2 separate regions of the Mus musculus genome follow, and region 1 is linked to region 2. Evidence: chromatin loops called from intact Hi-C (ENCODE). Cell type or tissue: left cerebral cortex. All regions are shown on one strand. Each heading gives the region's core, and the rest is flanking DNA. Links, peaks and the distances in the headings are about the cores only.

What was found. Hi-C counts contacts between places; a loop is a spot of excess contacts. Peaks named below come from ENCODE experiments on the same cell type or tissue, not always from the same donor. Only the 100,000 strongest peaks of a DNase experiment are listed, where the experiment ranks them.
Region 1: a loop joins it to region 2, with 8 times the contacts of the local background. A loop is called at or near these places in 4 of 42 quality-filtered maps.

Annotation. Positions count from the first base shown.
Region 1 is chr3:79,305,003-79,314,227 of GRCm38, reverse strand. No RefSeq gene overlaps it. Among named protein-coding and RNA genes, the nearest start is that of 6430573P05Rik, 23 kb to the right of the region's middle. In left cerebral cortex, for the core only: no CTCF peak of the experiment used is centred there; DNase peaks (open chromatin) are centred at 2,147 and 3,856; H3K27ac peaks cover 604 bases.
Region 2 is chr3:79,430,713-79,439,937 of GRCm38, reverse strand. Gm17359 (predicted gene, 17359) reads right to left here. Exons shown (of 4, transcript NM_001370773.1): 4 at 8,590-9,225. The coding sequence ends at 8,906. Among named protein-coding and RNA genes, the nearest start is that of Gm36442, 77 kb to the left of the region's middle. In left cerebral cortex, for the core only: CTCF peaks have their summits at 1,794 (motif pointing right), 3,548 and 6,132; DNase peaks (open chromatin) are centred at 3,542, 4,414 and 6,165; H3K27ac peaks cover 1,587 bases.

The DNA of each region.
Region 1 (9,225 bases), core at 712-8,711, 130 kb after region 2:
CGTTGCCATGGAAACAATGACTGGCTAAATTTGGCTAGAAATATTTGCTGTTACATGTGCCTTGTGTTAAACACAGTGCTTTCCTTCCTTCAGAGTAGGAGAGGAGAGCTGGAGAGCAACATACTAGTGCATCTACTGTTTGTTTCTTCTCCTCTCTCTCTCTCTCCTGCTCTTCCTTAAGTTTTTATAGCCCTAGCTGGGCTCTAACTGATGGTCCTCCTGTCTCAATCTCTGAAGTGCTGGGGTTACATCACGCTATCACTCTTAAAACATGATTTCATATTTACAGTAATTACTTAAAAATAATTGCATAAACTTTATTAATGTTAAAAATACTTGCAAGTACACAGAAGTGCTACTTACCAAAATAGCCACACCCAAAGCCCATACAATGCCATGAACTTCTATATAGTTAAAAATAGGTATTTTGAATGAAAGCTGTGGAGGTTTTACATTCAATTTTTATACTTTCATTATCAGATATATCTTATGTACTATTCACCACCTAAAACAAAACAAAACAAAAAGACAGAATTAGAACTAGAAAAAAAAGCTTTATATCCCATTTGTAGCCAGTATCCGTTACTTTCATCTCTCTGTAGCAATTACAAGGGTCATGGACAGAGATTTTACTCTGTATGCTAGATGTTCTCCCATCTTACAGATAAGTAAAACATTAAGTGATGTTTGAAAGCTGTGGTTTTAGCATTGCTTGAACATATCCCCCACAGTGTATGTGTGGACATTTGGCTTTTTTTTTTTTTTTTTTTTTTTTTTTTTGAGATGGGACATTACTACCCTGTCCAGAGGCACGGAAACTCTTCTACTCAAGACATCTTCCCAGTAAGTTTTCCAAGTGTCTGGGACAACTGACTTATGCACTGAAATTTAATTCTCATTAAGAGATGTTAAGAAAGCAAAAACTCTGTCCGTGGTGGTTGTGGGGGGGTGGGGTGGCTTTTATGGGCTGTTAGGATGGGATGCAGTTATCATTCCCTAACTGAATGGAAGAGACTCTGGCTCATGCAAAGACCTCTATCTCTTGCCTTGGGATCCATCAGACTAGTCCAGCACCCTACCAGCAGGAAGGCCACTGCCAGATGCAAGCCTCCTGCCCTTCATCCTGCAAGACTGTGAGCTAAAGGAGACTAAACTCTTTTCTCTAACACTTGCCTGGCCTCTGGGAGCTATTACCAAGAGAAACAAAGAAGGATTCAAATATAGGTAAGAGGTAAGACTAATCCAGAATATTCTGCCTTCTGTGGCAACAATCAGCGGCTGCCCACATGTCTTTACTACCTTCACAGTCCACTTTCCTCTCCATTTTTCTAGATAGATTTTGTCTTTACAGTTCTACAGAAGTTGACTTATTCAAAACTTCTAAGATTGTTCTTGCAAAATTAAAAACTTTTCAGTCTTCCAAAACCATGGTTCTATTTTATATAATGTTCAATTCCCAGAAATGTGGCTGGCATATTATATAACTTGAAAAATATTTTGCTAGAAACTAACTATAAATGCAGTGTGTTTGGGGGATTGATGCATAGCTGATTTTGTAAGTGTCACCTGCAGAGGACTGGAATGCCGGGTCACGGGGTCACGCATATTGGAGATGCAGGGATGAAGTCCTGTGCGGGAGGGGCTGGTATAGCAGGAATCTTGCTTTGCAGGATGCAGGAGTAGGAATTTAAGTGTCTCCAGGACGTGAGACCTTGGGCTCTAGTTTTCTACAAATCAATGAGCTCAAATCAATCTCTGGACATAAACTCAGCATTTTCAAAAGGCAATGAGTATGCTGGACATAGTAGCATATGCCAGGCCTGGAAAGGTGGAGGCAGAACGATCAGAAATATGGCTATATAGTAAGTTTCTGGTCATCCTGGGTTAATAGGACCCTATCTCAGCCAAACTAAAACACAAACAAGCAACACAATGGCCTTAGTGAAACTGTAGACTAGTAAATGCAAACACTCTACCACAAGCTACAGTGCCAGCTTCAGGGGTCAGCTCTAAGGTCTTTTTTTGCCTAGTCCAGACTGGCCTGGAACATGCTATGTGGCTTTGTCTAGCCTTAAGCTCAAGCTTATAATCCTCCCTGAGTCTCTCATGTGCTGGAATTACAGTGTGAGTCACCACTCCCAGCCAGAGCAGGCTTCCCAGGAAGGCTCCAGAGCTCTGACAATTCCTTATTAGCTTGCTCCTTTTACAGTAATTCCAGGCCTGGCCCATCTCCTCAGTGTCAGCCAGGGAGAAGGTGTGCTTGTGGTTTGTCAGGTCCAAAATTCTCAGGCACTCCCATTGTCTCCTCTCCACTTTCATTTCATGTCTTGTCTCTTGTTAATATAAAACTTTGTTTTACATCACAGCAAAGCCAGAATATAATATTTTATCATCATATGGGCCTTCCTAAACACTAAGAACTTCATTAGAACTGGGTATGTGTGTCACACACACACACACACACGCACACGCACACGCACACATGCACACGCACACACACACGCACACACGCACACGCACACGCACCACGCACATGCACATATGCCACACCTTTACATAAGCATAAAACCTGACCTTAATGAATCACCAAGAAAGATAAAGGAAAACTTGGTAGACCAAGGCAAAGAAAAGAAATGGTATCAAATCACAACACTAAATAGAGCCTGTCTTTATTTATTCAATTATTGTTCTGGGGTTTATATCTTACTTTCCTAACAAGGTTAAATGTCCTTGGTGATAAAAATCTGACAAACAAACAAACAAACAAACAACCCACATGAACCTTCTATATTAGTAATACCTCTTTCTCTGAGTACATACAAGGTAAATATCTCTAGGAATTTTCCACAGAACTAAAAGGGATCATTTGGGAAACTGTCTCTTTAAAGATTATAATGGTTCACCTCTAAGACCTTTCATTACAATCTCCTTTGGATCCCCCAGATCAGCTCCTCGTAGAATCTTTTATCATGCCTTGTCCCGTTTGCTTTCTCTTGAAATGCTTTTGATTTTAGTATTATATTGCTGAAATGCGCACTGACATGCCTTTGAAGATACGTGATGGCAGAATTCTCTAGGGAATGTGAATTATGCTTTTACCTTATTTCCCATCAGATTAAAAGTAATATACATGGTTAGAATATCAGCATTTCCTCCACACATTAGAGAGTCATAATCAGCGCCAATGTGATACATTGAAGTTTTTTTTTCCCCATCAGTCTTTTCTTAATTCCTTTAGACACAGACAGCTGAGATTAATGCAAAGTGAAGCGTTCCTGACAGACCACTTAAATGATGCATCCACTCTGTTGGACTTAGACATGAGCAAAAATGGCTACCACCTGTCATAGAGGCCCTTGCAAGGCTGTAAGGCCCCAGGAGCAGAGATTGTGTGCTTAGTGTTACAGAGAACTCAGCTATAATGCTCTAAGCATGTTAGCTCTTCATAAGGTTTATGCAGCAGCAGCAAGAAAGTGGTAGACTCTCTCTCTCTCTCTCTCTCTCTCTCTCTCTCTCTCTCTCTCTCTCTCTGTGTGTGTGTGTGCGTGTGTCTGTGTGTGTATGTAAAAACAATTAATCACAGCAGAAGGACTCAGATGGAGAACAGGACAGATGGCTCTTGTTACATTCTACCCCTAACTAGAATTACCATTCCCTGATGGAAATAGAATATGGTACCAAACGTGAGGGAGACAAAAAGACATAGGATAGAAACCCACACTGTTTTATGCCATGGAATTGTTTAAAATCACACTGTAATGGTGAGTACAGTGAGAATACAGTAGAGCAGAAGCAGGAAGGAACAAAATAAAGTCAGCCACCACCATGGAGCTATATAGAGAGTTCTCAGAAGAGATACAGATGGCCGAGAAATATTTTTAAAAGGCGTTCACCATCCTTACGCATCAGGGAAATGCGAACTGAAACCACTTTGAGATTTTATCTTACTCCAATTTAGAATGTCTACGATTGAGAAAGACAACAAATGCTGGAGAGAACGGAAGGAACTGAGGGTTCCCATGCACTGTTGGTGGGAGCAAGAACTCCAGGAATCAGTAAGGTGGTTCCTCTGAAAACTAGAAATACATCTACTGTTTAACCGTATCCCACTCTTGGGCATGTCCCCACAGAGACACATGCTCATCCAGATTCGTGGATGCTCTATTCACAGCTAGGTCATGGAAGCAGCCTAGATGTCCATCAATTGATTAGTAGGTAATGACCATGGTACATGCACACAGTGGGATTTGATTCAGCTGTAAAGAAAAGTAAATGGTGCTGACCCAAGAATGGAACTAGAAAACACACTGAACATGAACGTGATATAGCCCAAACCTGGAAAGACAAATGTTAGATGGTCTCACTCATATGGGGACCTTAGCCTCCAATCTCTAGCTTGGTGTATCTAACTTGAAGTACCTGCAGAACACAGGGAACAGGAAACTGACCATTGCTGAGAAGGGGCAAGGAAGGATAAAATACAGGTAATATGGAGAAGAAAAGGTAAAAGTGTGGAAAAACCTAAATCACTAATATCAACCAGGCAGCAGACGCAGTGAAGAATTTGGTATTTTGCAGATATTTCTCAGCTTCTTTATGTGTAAATGCTCTAAATTTTAAATGGTAAAAACATAAAAGTTATGTGTAGTAAGAGGGAAACATAGTTTTTTGACACTTGTATGATGTACATAACATTTGAACACACTTATTTTTCTCCAGTGCTATCATTTCTCTAAGAAAGAGAAAATCCTTTCTTATAGCTCTTTCGAATGTATAATGAATTACTGCTATTTATAGCTATTTCTTGCTCTTATCTGTTAATACACAGATTGCACTAGATCATGTTTATGTATTATATAAATCATTTGGCATATAAGGAATGTTGCTGTAAAATCTTAATGGACAGTTGAGAGATGGCTCAGCTGGAAAAGTTACCTGTTACCATCACTGACGATGTGAGTTCGATCCCCAGGCCTAACTTCTGAAGACTGTCTTCTGACCTCTACACGTGCACTGAGCAATGTATATGCCCCTGATAAAAAAAGGCATAATAGAAATAAAACTTCAATAAAATACTTTTTAAAAAATCTAAACAGGATGTTTACCATTGAAATGTGTATGTGTGTGCTATACACTCAGAATTTCCAGAACACTGAAAGATAAGGATGATAGTAATTGCATCTAGGAGGCAACTACTGCTTTTTAATAAATGTTTTAGGTGGGAAAGTTTGCTGAGAAAAGCCCCATCTTCTGAAGGGTCTTGGTGGCACGCTCTCGTCCTTCCAGAACCATACCCAGGCTCCCTTGCCAGCAATGATGCTGAGTTCTTAAGGAAGAACAACCTAAAACAGACTGCGTTTGTTATCCTATGATTGATTCCAGGGAACATTTCATCTTTGGATGGTCAAAGCATAGTTTGATAGGCTAAGAATGCAGTAATTGGGATAATTAGCCAATAATTTTGCAGCAAAAAAAAAGTCATTAGTTATTGCCAGGTCCTCTGCATGCAGATGATTTGGAGTTGGGGGAGAGATGGGGGGGAGCTTTAGAAGCTTAATTTATTTAGAAATGCACCCCAGTCTTTTCTGTAGCGTTGGTTGTTGGGAATTATGCTCCAGTTGCATCTTGTAAGCCCTGGAACCTTTCGGCGGCTGGACTGGCCTATGGTTGCTGACGTCACGACTAGAGTTACTCAGAGGGAACCTCTGCTTGAGGACAAGGGGCAGATTCTGCATCTTTTGCAAGAAAAAAAAAAGATTTAAATGACCCACTCTCTCTCTCTCTCACGGAAGAGGGCCATGGCTATGTCTTTTAAACTAAACCAAATAGGGGCTGTTTTTCAGTCAGTGTTCAATTGCTGTGAAGAGGCCTGATGACCACGACAATACTTATAAGAGAAAGCATTTAGTTGGGGCTGGCTTACAGTTTCAGAAGTTTGGGCCATTATCATCATGGCATAGAGCATGGCTGAACACAGGCACACATGGTGTTGGAATGGTAACTGAGAGTTCTATATTTGGACTGTGTAGGCAGCAGGAAGAGATAAAGATAATGGGGTTGCCTTGAGTCAAAACCCACCATCAGGAACACACTTCCTCTAACAAGGTCACACCCACTCCCACAAAGTCACACCTTCCAATCCTTCTGAAGTAGTGCCACTCTGATGAATAAGCATTCGAATATATGAGCAGGCCCATGGGGGTCATTCTTTCTCAAACCACCACAGGGTCCCTTTTCTGAAGTTCTTGGTCTCATAGATAAAATAAATAAAAAGACACAGAAAAATGTCTTGAGGACAATTTATTGGAGTTGACAAGAGAGAAGAATGGGGAAGCCAAGCTAGAGAGCTTGCTAGCTGCTAGGGAGGGCAAAGACAGAGGAGGATGGGAGACGTTTACGCTGTGCTCTGAGTTAGAAGTCAAGAAAAGCATGCAGGCTCAGTAACAGAGGTTGTGAGCAGCTGCAGCAGGAAGCGGGCTTCAGAGAGAAGAGTGGACTGAATATTAGAACATGCAGAAAAAAAAAGAGCATGCAGATTGGGGTTTTCTACTCGCATCTGGAAATTCAAAGAGGAATGAGAAAAAAATTATATTTTCTGAGTTTGAAGCAGATTTAGCCATGAAGGTCTGTAAGTCACTACCGGGGGGGGGGGGAGAGGGAATTGGGAGGATGTATGCTTACCTCATTAAGGGAGCACTTCCTTTGTCCTCAGTTACATCATGTTTCTTTTCGCCTCCTGGTGCTAGTCAAGTCTTTAGATCATAAAGTCAGATTTCCCCCTTAAAGTGGGAGTAGTCTTGCTCTTGTCTAAGTGAGGGAAGCACTGGCCATCTATCTGACCACTGACTGTGGATGGCAACTTCAAAGTGGGCCTACTGGTCATCATGCTGTTTATATTCAAAGATGGAAAGATGGGAACACATCAAAATATCCCCAAGGAGGTCTCCAACATGGAGATGTCATTGATGGGTCATGGATCATGCTATTTGTGCCAGAGGGTGATGACATGGACATTCACATGTCACAGGTAGTACTGGGAAGTAGACAACTACAAATGAGCCCTTTCCCATTTCCTGTCTAGCTTTATGTATCAAGGGTACCAATGAGAAATTCATTGTGAATGAAAAGAAAGCAAAGATTTGCCCTTGGTCTTCCTACATCCTAAAAACTAACCTAGAACATTTTTATTTAAGTATCACCGCCCCTCTTTATTCACACTGGCTACCTCACAAATCCTTTTTGTCTTGTGTATTTCTCTTCCCTTTTCACCATGAAGGGAGGACTCCTTTTTCTCAGTGGCTCAGACGTAACAGATAGAGTCCATTCCTGCCCCAGGTTATAGAAGATTTACAGTGGGAAGTAAGTGTCAGAGTGCAGGGAGTCATTCCAGTATCCTTCCTTGGTGTAGAATGGGGTTTCCACTATTTTCTGGAAGGAACTGCAGGTATCTAGAGCTCTTTGGTTCAATCACGAGAAGTTGGTTGGCTTACAAACCTTACTGGAAACCAATCCACCACACTTAACTTTATTTCCCTAGGAATGTATTCTTCTGGGTTCTGGATGAATCCACTCACAACTTTTTTGAGAGTTAAAAGCTACAGTTGCGGGTGATCATTTCTCCACCTTTCTTTTTGGCTACGGTGTTCCAGTGATGCTCTTTGCCAATCTCGGGGACAGTCACTTCAGTGTCCAAGGTATTCAGAGAAAGGACTCTTCAGGCAAGAATATAAGTGCTCTAAAACTCAGAACTTTACTGGAAAAGATAGGTTTGATTGATAAGCACACATAAGTTGATGGATTGTCTTAGCCTAGTCTTTTTAAGTGTACAAAGGAAGACTCTTATTAATATTTATGGGCCATGTGCCATCTTTTTGAAGGCTTTATGAGAGCCACAATGGTGCTGCCACTGCAGATTGCTGTGATGGAGGGCACTGGCATTTATATTCTGTGCTGTCTTTGTTTGCTTTGCTTGTTTTGAGTCCATACACAATGTCACACCAAGTTTAGGAAAAATAAAATTTCTACCATTATTCTACTTATACTTATTCCCAGGCTACTAAAAATGAAGTAGATAGTAAAGTCAGACTACCACTATTAATCATTGAAAGCTGATTATACTTTTTACTTCAAATAGGAAAAGAAACAGGCGGGGGTGGAGCCTGCCTGTGGGGCCTGGGAGTAAAGGACAAGAGGATCAGGAGTCAATGTCATCCTTGGCTCCATATGACTCAGGGTTAGCCTGGGCTACATGACCTGTCTCAAAAAGCTACAGAGAGAGAGAGAGAGGGCGAGAGAGAGAGAGAGTGAGAGAGAGCGAGAGAGAGCAAGAGAGAGAGAGAGTGAGAGAGAGCGAGAGAGAGAGCAAGAGAGAGAGAGAGAGAGAGAGGAGGGATGAAGGGAGAGAGCAAGAGAGAGAGAGAGAGGAGGGATGAAGGGAGAGAGCAAGAGAGAGAGAGGAGGGATGAAGGGAGAGAGCAAGAGAGAGAGAGAGAGGAGGGAGGGAGCGAGAGAGCGAGAGAGAGCAAGAGAGCGAGAGAGAGCAAGAGAGAGAGAGCAAGAGAGAGAGAGAGAGAGAGAGAGAGTGAGAGAGAGAGAGAGAGAGAGAGGAGGAAGGGAGTGAGAGAGCAAGAGAGAGCAAGAGAGCGAGGAGGGAGGGAGGGAGCAAGAGAGAGAGAGAGAGTCTTTGAGATCTGGAATTTGGAGCTATCCTGGGCAACACAGAGAAGGAGAAGGGGAAATGGAGGAGAGGAGGAGGAAGGAAAGAAGAAATGGAAGACCGTTCTCTTCTCCTCTCATCACTTTCTCCTCCAAGAGGTAATCACAGCTAGGAGTATGCACAAAATGTGCCCTAAAAAAAGCCAAATTCCAATGGAGGATTTAAAACCACGGGTAATAAAAAGACCCACTGTCTGTGGCCAGGGACCTTTCCTGAGCTGTTTTTGACTATAATGTTGAACTTCCCCAAATACCTGGAGTTTAAATATGGTAAATATTTGTGTTGAGGTTTGGTCTGTTGCTATGTAATACGGTGTTAATTCTGTACCTGAAGGTCTAGATGCCTACGAGTGAATTTTCATGTTTACTGACTTTTATTGTGCAAACCTTGTTCCTTAATTTAAAACTATTGGTTAAATAAAAGTGGCTACAGCTCATTACTGGAGGGAATAGAGGTAGGTGAGCTTTGAGTTACCTGGTTGGGGGTTGCAGAGAGGAAAAGGAAGGAAA
Region 2 (9,225 bases), core at 539-8,538:
TTTATTATATGTAAGTGCACTGTAGCTGTCTTCAGACACCCCAGAAGAGGGCATCAGATCTCATCATGAATGGTTGTGAGCCACCATGTGGTTGCTGGGATTTGAACTCAGGATCTTCTAAAGGGCGGTTAGTGCTCTTAACCGCTGAGCCATCTCTCCAGCCCAACTTTTTTAAGTGTTGGAAAATCCAAATTAGCTTCACACCTCTTTGGTGACTCTTTGAGGCTTTTTATTACGTCTTAACTGCTCATTCGTTAACAAAACTGGGTTGCTTGTCCCATAAAACTTCTGTCATGTATCTTCTGTCTCTCTTCACTGATACTGTTTGACATTTTCTGACATCGTTTTATTTCTACACGTCGTCAGTGGGAGTCGGAGCTGGGTCTGTGTCATGCTGAGTTCTGTGGCAAGGCTACTTCACAAATTCGCTAGGACTGCTGTAACAAAACACTACAAGCTGGTGGCTTAAATAGCAGCGAGGTAGATGTGTCTCTCCATGTGTGTCTTGTGGGCCCGTCTGTACCTGTGTCCCGACAACCTCTTCTCATAATGAGCATACTCATGTTCCTTTATTTTTGTTTTGTGATGCTAAAAACTAAGCCCATAGCTTCATGCATGCCAGGGAAAGGCTTAACAACTGAGCAACATGCTAACCCTAATTTCTTCTTAAAATCTCCTTAAAGGTTGGGTATATGGCTTCCTGGGTAAAATGCTTTCTTTCTGTGCAAGCATGAGGCCCAGAGTTCAGATGCTCAGAACACACATAAAAGCTGCACATGGTGGGATATGTCTGGAACCCCAATGCTAGGAGGGGAGGGTGGAGACACAGATTCCAACCAGAACACTTTAGGTTAAGGGGGAATAACTTTTTAAAATCCCAATATTGGGGTTGGAGAGTTGGCTCAGTGGTTTAGAGCACTGACTGCTCTGCTAGAGGTCCTGAGTTCAATTTCCAGCAACCACATAGTGGCTCACAACCATCTGTAATGGGATTTGATGCCCTCTTCTGGTGTGTGTCTGAAGATAGCTTGTGTACTCATATAAATCAATCAATCAATCAATCTTTAAGAAACTCCCAATATCAGTGGAGTTAGGATTCCTCGGTGACATCATTTGAATGTCTACCTCCAGAGGCAGTCACATGCTGAAGTCCATGCTAGGTCTTTACTGTGTAAGTCTGGAAAGGAGAATGGGAAGGCGTTCAATGATAGAGCCCGTGCTTAGCTTGCAGGAGAGTCTGGGTTCCATCCTCAGAACCATTTAATGATCTCTAGAAAGGGCCTAGCTTCTCCCATCACAAGGCACATAACCTAAGAGGCACATACGATCTACGCATTCTGCTTGCGATGCTCCTGGTGGCCTCTTAGCACCAGTGCATAGATGCAGTAACTGTTTAGGCCTCACATGGGGGTGGTGCCTCCATTTCTGTTACTCCTTTTGTATTCATAAGCTGGAGAACTTGGATTTCCTCTTTTAAAGTCACCTCACTTTCTGTGTGGTTATATGGTGGTGTGCTGTGTGTTGCAAAAGTGGAACTCACATGACTTTATTTCCTCCTATTTTCTGTTTTCAAAGTTAGTTCACTGGAATGCTCCAAAAAGGGCCTCTGTACTGATTTGTTTTGGTGTTGGGGATGGAACCCAAGGCCTCCTGGTTACTAAGCAAATGCTCTGTCTCTGGCCCACAAAATCTCTCTCTCTCTCTCTTTTTTAAAAAGAATTATTTATTTTCTGTCTATGAATACATTGTTGCTACCTTCAGACACACCAGAAGGGGGCATCAGATTCCATTACAGATGGTTGTGAGCCACCACTTGGTTGCTGGGAATTGAACTCAGAACCTCTGGAAGAGGTTAAGCCAGTGTTCTTAACCGCTGAGCCATCTCTCCAGCCCCAAAATCTCTTCAAGTCTGACTCCTCCAGTTCCTTTCGACTTGAGAGGGTGTTTTTTGTTTTGTTTTGCTTTGCTTTGCTTTGCTGTTATGGGGTGAGTGGATATAAAGATGTGAGTGCACATTTTCAGAGGTCAGGGGGCAGCTTTGTGAAATCTGGTCTCTCCTTCCATCTTTACATGAGTGTGTAGGTAAAACTTAGATAATCACATTTACTGTGCAATCACTTTTACCTGCTGAGCCATCTCTCCAGCCCTACAGTGAGTTTTGACAACTCTTTTGCTGTCTGGTCTTGCTGCATGGCCTGTTGAGATGCTTCAGGTTCATCTATTTCATCTCGTTCTCCAAAGCTATAGTTAGCCATTTCTCCAAGATGCCCTGATTGCTTTTGGTGTGAAGGTATTTGGAGAATCTGAACACTTAGCCCGGTGTAGGATGTATGCTTGTTTTCTTTTGGCACTCCGAAGACTGAGGCAAGACTGAGGCCAATTGGGGGGTTACGGAGTAAGTTTAAGAACAGCCCGAGCTACACAATGTGATCTAGTCCCTAAAACAAACTAAAAGAATCTAAGTACTAACGTGTGATGGTTTGTATATGTGTGGCCCAGGGATTGGCACTCTTAGAAGGTGTGGCCCAGTTTGAGTAGGTGTGTCACTGTGGGTGTGGCCTTTAAGACCCTCACCCTAGCTGCTTGGAGGTCAGTCTCCTCATAGCAGCCTTCAGATGAAGATATAGAACTCTCAGCTCCGCCTCCACCATGCCTGCCTGGATGCTGTCATGCTCTCACCTTGATGATAATGGACTGAATCTCTGAACCTGCAAGCCAGCCCCAACTAAATGTTTTATAAGAGTTGCCTTGGTCATGGTGTCTGTTTATAGTAGTAAAACCCTATCTAAAACATAAGGGAATTTTCAGCTACTGAATTGGCCCTTATGTTTAGGTCTTTGCAGTGAAGAGAATATGGGGGAAAATAAATATACAACTACAATCCATGTAGTAGTAATGGTGTGGGGGTGTGCACGTGTGCACGCGCGTGCACATGCACGCATGGGCGTGAACATGATGAGTGATATTGTAATAAACTTCAGAGACTTTCATCTCTTTTACATCTGTAATGCCCCCCCCACCTCCTCCAAGAATTTTCGTACTCATTCAAAGCAGGAATGATTGAATGAGAATCTCACTTTGTTTTTCATTTGCTCCAACCCATAATATATCAGATCCATAATACAGAATCAGAGTAAAAATATTAAAATACTTCCACCAAAATTTGTGCTGTTGTTTTTGGTCCAATAATATAATCCACTAGAGGTTATAAAAGCATCCATAAGTCCAGTCCATATGTCTGATGCCCCTGCGGTGCTTTGAATGCCTTACCTAGAGCACTTGAGGACTTGGGTTCATCCCCAGGGCTGTGGAATAATTCTTGCCTTTGGTTAAACCATAAACTGGAAACAGGCTCAGGTTTAAACAATTTTATATTTAAAATGACTTATTTTGGAATAAGGAATGGTATAACCATGGCCCCATGCCATGACGTCTTCCTGTTTTTGTTCTTGATGTTGTCATGACCATATGTGTCGAGGTGGATCTGAGGAGGAGGTACCGCCCCGGTGGTGTCTTACTGAACAGCTGCAAAGAGCAGCTTAGCTTCTGGGAGAAATGTCTTGAAGGCCTCAGCTCTGCTCCATGAAGAAGACATTTGTTCAGCCACCCACCATGCCATCCATCCTTGAATTTTAATGAGTTAGCCTTTAGGCTGCTAGACAGAAAACAAGCCAGCCGCTCTGCATCAACCCTGCCAGCTTCACACACTGCCTCCGAGACTAGAAATGAACTGTTTTTATTGTCGAATACATGATAATTGGGCTCAAAGAGGAATTTGTCTGAACATGCAAATTACATCTGTAAATAGCAACACTTTGGACTCGAAATCCAGCCACTCTCAAGGCTGATCCTACCTATCCTTCAGTTTGGGTAGCCTTCTCTAGATTCCTGCCCAGAGTTAAACTTTCAACTGTGGGCTTTGCTTCCACTAGGTCTTTCAGTCCTATTGTAACTGATACTGTTAGGTTTTTAGGTATCTGAACCAGCATCAAGTATAGTACCTGTCCCCAAACACTAATTGATTCAGTATTTCTATCATTGCATGCTATCTATCATCAACTATAGTGTCATTTCATCTGTGTCTGCTCCCCTACCCCTAACTAGTCCCCGGCAAGGTGATAAGTTCTTCGAAGGCAAAATTCATCTTATTCACTTGGAATTAAAAAAACCGGAAGTGATGTTGGACAAAATTGAATCTGGTTTATAATGGATGAGCACAAGATGCTGTTGAGGACCCTACATAGGCAAGAGCCGACATTTAAAGACAGGGTGGTTCATGCCATACAAACCCTTACGCTAATACTACAGTCAGCACTTGCATGTGTATTTTCATTCTCTCACTTTGAAAGCTCTTCACTGTTTAGGCCAGCTAGAGATTATCTGTTTTCTGTGAGCAGTAGCTGCGATATTATGTTGACTAATAGATTATACGTGGTAGCTTCCAGTTCAGTTTTTCTCAGATTCTCCGTCAAGACAGGCTATCTTTTCTTAGAACAAGTGGAAAAGCTTGTTCATGTAAACACAGGGTTTCCAGCCTTCAGCCTTGAGCGTCCAGGAGGTCTTTGGGAGAAGACAACAATGAGCCTCTGGCAGGTCACATTCTCTTTAGTAGCTACCTCAGATTTTCCGTGGATCCTCAAGCCCCCTTCTCTCCTCAGATTGTCCGTTCCCTCAGCCGTCCTTCATAGGACAGGACCTTGGTAAGACTTCACTTTCTGTTACACAGTACTCTTTAAGAATTATTAAGGCAGGATGTGTGGAGGTTTGAATGACAATGGCCCCCAACAAGCTCATAGGGAGTGGCATTATTTGAAAGGATAAGGACCTGTGGCCTTGTTGAAGTAGCTGTGGCATTGTTAGAGAAGATTATCTCAGGATGGGGTTGGGGGTGAAGGGGTGCGGGGGTGGGGGCTTTGAGGTTTCCGAAACTCAAACCAGGTTAACTGTCTCTGCTGCTTGCCCATCTAGATAGAACTCTCAGCTCCTTTCCAGCACCATGGCTGCCTGCACACAACCATGCTTCTCACGATAACAATAATGGACCAAACTCTGAACCTGTAAGCCCTCCCCAATAAAATGTTTTCCTCTATAGAAGTTGCCATGGTCATGGTGTGTGTTCACGGCAATAAAACCCTAAGTCAGAGTTTTCTGTGGTATCTATTTTACCACCAAACTTCTAAAAAGAATTACGTGTTCGCAAACACATGCATGCACAAGACTTCAAGGAGAACACCAAGGCCATCAGACCTAGGCGCCAATCCTCACCTCACACAGGTACCAGCCTGCTGGCTCAGTCTGAGAATGCGGGCACTTACTTCAATCCAAGGCCACTTTTGTTCACCTCCGTCCTTGAATCTGCCAATGCAACCCTCCCTCTGAGAATGGCTCCACAGCCTTCATCTCTGACGATGCTCCTCACATCCCAAACAGTTTTGGTCCTTTGGGTGGGTGCCTGTAGTCGCTAATTTCCTGTTCTTCCCTCTCATCCAGAATTTCGTGTGTGTGTGTGTGTGTGTGTGTGTGTATTCCACTTACCTGCCCTTCCCCTGCCCCCCACCCCCTCTGTGCTTCTGTTGCTTCAGATAGTCTTTCCCACAAGCTGTTCTGTTCTTGCTTAGACTGGTGTCAACTTCCGTTCTACTTTCTTCAGTGGATACTGTTCAGTGCATAGTTTATATTAATTTTGATCTACCCAGATTTTTGTTTCTGGTTTTCTTTTAATTATTTCTCCTTTTTGTAAATAAAAGTTTTAATTTCCTACAAACAAACATGCTTTCTCTTTCTCTGATCTCATCACATATTTTCAAATGTAACTCACTATGACAAGCACAGAGATTCACACCACCTGAATGTACGGTGGATGCTTCAGACACACATGACCTCATCATCTCGGCCCTTTCTCCAGTAAAGGACACGTTTCTGGACTCAGTCTGAGTTGATACACTGTCCAGTCATTTAAGCTAGAAGTAAGGTTTTCATTGCCTGACCTTGGCCTTTGTTGTGTACATTTAATAATAAACTTTGGCTAATTCTATTTTGTTATTTTCTCTTGCTTTGATTTGTGTGTGTGTGTGTGTGTGTGTGTGTACACACATGCATACAGACCTACTTGTCTGAAGTGTATGCAGTGCCCATGGAGGCCAGAAGGAGGTGTGAGATTCCCTGGAGCTAGAGTCACAGGCAGTTGGAAGTCAGCAGATGTTGGTGACTATAAGAAAAATCTAACATATCCTTGGGCAGGGCCTGTTTGTTGCTTTATAGATTTGCATGGGCAATGTTGAAGACCTGAGCACCTGGTCCTAGTTAGCTTTACCTGTCAACCCAACCTAGAGCCACCTGAAAAAGGAGTCTCAAATGAGGGATTGCTCAGGTCAGGTTGGCCTGTGGAAGATTGTCTTGACTGCTAATTGATATAGTGAGGTCCAGTCCACTGTGGGCAGCATGTCTTCCTGGACAGGTGGTCCTGGCTGTCTAAGAAAGCTACCTAAGCATGACTATGAATGAGTGAGCCAGCGAGGGCCAATCCTTTTCATTTCTGCTTCTGCTTCTTGCCATGGACTGCTGCCTGACAATCCCCACCCCTACCCCCAACCCCTCCCCCACCCCCTTAATGATAGTCTGCTGCTACCTGGGAGAGTAAGCCAAGAAAATGCTTTCATCCTCTAAGCTGCTTTTGGTCGATGCTTGTGACACACAGCACCACAAATTAGAACACTCCCATACCATACCTTCTCTTTTTAATTTTTCTTTCTCTGAGCTCTTTCCTGTCATAACCTGTTTGGTCCAGACTATTTTAGCTCAGCTATTTATGTGTAGATTGTAGTCTCTACTTTGATTGCCATGAACCATCTTGTAAGGTCCAGCAGAACTGCTTCCTGGGTAGTCCTGCAAATGTTCTAAGTGCAACAGGCCTGGTGTCTGGGATGCTGAAGAATGTAGATGACAGGGAATAGACAGTTCTCTCTCTCTCTTACCACCTAGAACAGATAGACAGGTTTAACTCCCACTGTCTGTGTTACCAGGAATTGGCCAGGACAGGCTCATGTTCTGAAATGATCTGGGTTTCTTCCTCATTTAGGCAATCACTAATAGACTCATGGATTTTCTTCTTAATTGTACCATAGTCTTCCTCCTCAGCTGCCTTTATTTCTAATGAGTAGCTCTTTAACATCAGTTGCATCTAGCCTAAAAGGTCTTTATGATAAGGACAGTCATTCATTCAACATACACAGACATCCGACTTCATTTATTCCCCACAGCATGCCCTGGAACCCCAATTATCGATCATCTATCTCCTGTCCTGTCTCTTCTGACCTGGGAAGATGGAGCTATGGCTATGGCTATGGCTATGGCTATGGCTGTCTCCTGAGTCCTCAGGCCTAGCAGGTGCCTGGTGCACTCTCAGCACTTGGCCATTTCTTTTTAATTCTAAAGTTTCTTTTTAAAATTGTTTTTACATTTATGTGTGTGTAAAATATATATGTGAGAATGCATGACATAGTTCATGTATGGAGATCAAGGACCAATGCAGGAAGATAGTTTTCTCCTTCCACTATGTGTGTCCCAGGGATTAAAGTCAATTCCTGAGGGCTGGTTGCAAACACCTTCTGTCACTGAGCCATCTCTGTGGCTCCTTGGCCAATGTTTGAATGTATAAACCGACACCAACAATCTGTGTGGCTTTGAAACAAGAACATCCTTCCGCAGGAGTTTGGGATGGGCCTCATACCAGATGAGCTTCCAGAGAAAACTTTCCTGAACACTTACCTGGAGAGAGGTAAGGATGGGAAGTGGTGGCACAGAAGAACAAAGGAAGAGGGCTTTAGGTTAGAGACCCAAAGGGTCAAAATAAGGATGGATGATGTCGCCCTCAAAAACTTGGAGAACTTTTAGTAAATTGTCATGACGTGTGTGTGTGTGTGTGTGTGTGTGTGTGTGTGTGTGTGTTCTCACACACACCACACACAAATGAGCAACACTAGACTTAGTTCTGGATCAAGTGCTTCTTAGATATTTACCTTTATACCCGTAGACCTGCACTGCTCTCAGCATAGGCCAGAGCAGCTCCATTTGAACAGTGGACAGCAGTCAGGGGAGAGTGCTGAGAGTAAGAGACCCAGAGCTCAGCCCTGAAAGGGGCATCTCTATGGTAACTCTCCATCCTATCAAGGCTCAGGGAACATCATAGAAGAGGAGGTAGGAATAAAAAAAAAATGTAAGAGCCGGAGGGTGGAGACGAATGTCGGGAGCCATCTTCTGAACGTGCTGTGACTATTGCAACCCTGACCTCTCAGCAGCTGTCGTTACCTACACAGGACTCACCCAAGACCAAGCCCCATATCCCCAAATCCCAGCGTGCATGGAGCAGATGATCTCCAGGCCCCATCACTCACGGGGGAGCTGCTAGCAGTCAAGGAGAACCTCAAGGAGGGTGTTCTCACTGGTAGGGTTCTCACGCTACAGTGGATTGCCCCTCACCCATGCACTTATGAACAACACTGGACTTAGTGAATTATTAGGGAAAATAAAAGATGTAAGTTTTGGGGCGGGGCATTGAAGAGGATATAGGAGGAGGTGGAGGCTGAAAACTCAGTTGATATGATCATATTTTATTGTGTACATATATATGAAATTCTCAAAAATAAAGAACAAAATGTTAAAAAGCATTGTATTAGGGAAAAAAATGGGGCACAAGCTGGTGGAAGCTGGACAGGTTGGAGGCTGGCAGGCACCACGATGACCGAATAAATGAGCAGTGGGGATGGGGGAAGGGCAGAAGGGTGCAGCAGAACATATGCTGTGGGAAGAGGCAGAAATGGTCCTTGATGTCACTGAGGGCCATGCGTGGGTCAGTGGTCCTGATGTGGCCAGGGGGCCGGGTTGATGTCTTTGGCCTTTATCCTACCTAACTCCATGCAGATCTCCTTAGTCTATACTTCAGCCTGAAGCCGGGTTGATATCCCTGAGCTGGGCTGCCATCTGAGGCCACGGTGTTATCCATGGCTCCATCTGCACGGCACTGCATGGTACTGAATCTGGGGTCTTTGTTGATGTCTACGGTTAGGTGTGTGTTACCTCCTGATGTCATGCAGACATCTGTGGGCTGTGGTGCCACCTGAGGCCACATTGGTGTCTGTGGGCTGCGAAGCTTCAGGTGGCCATGCCACTCTGTGTAGCCTCTGCCACCACCTGAAATCATGTTGGTATCTGGACTCATGCTGCTAC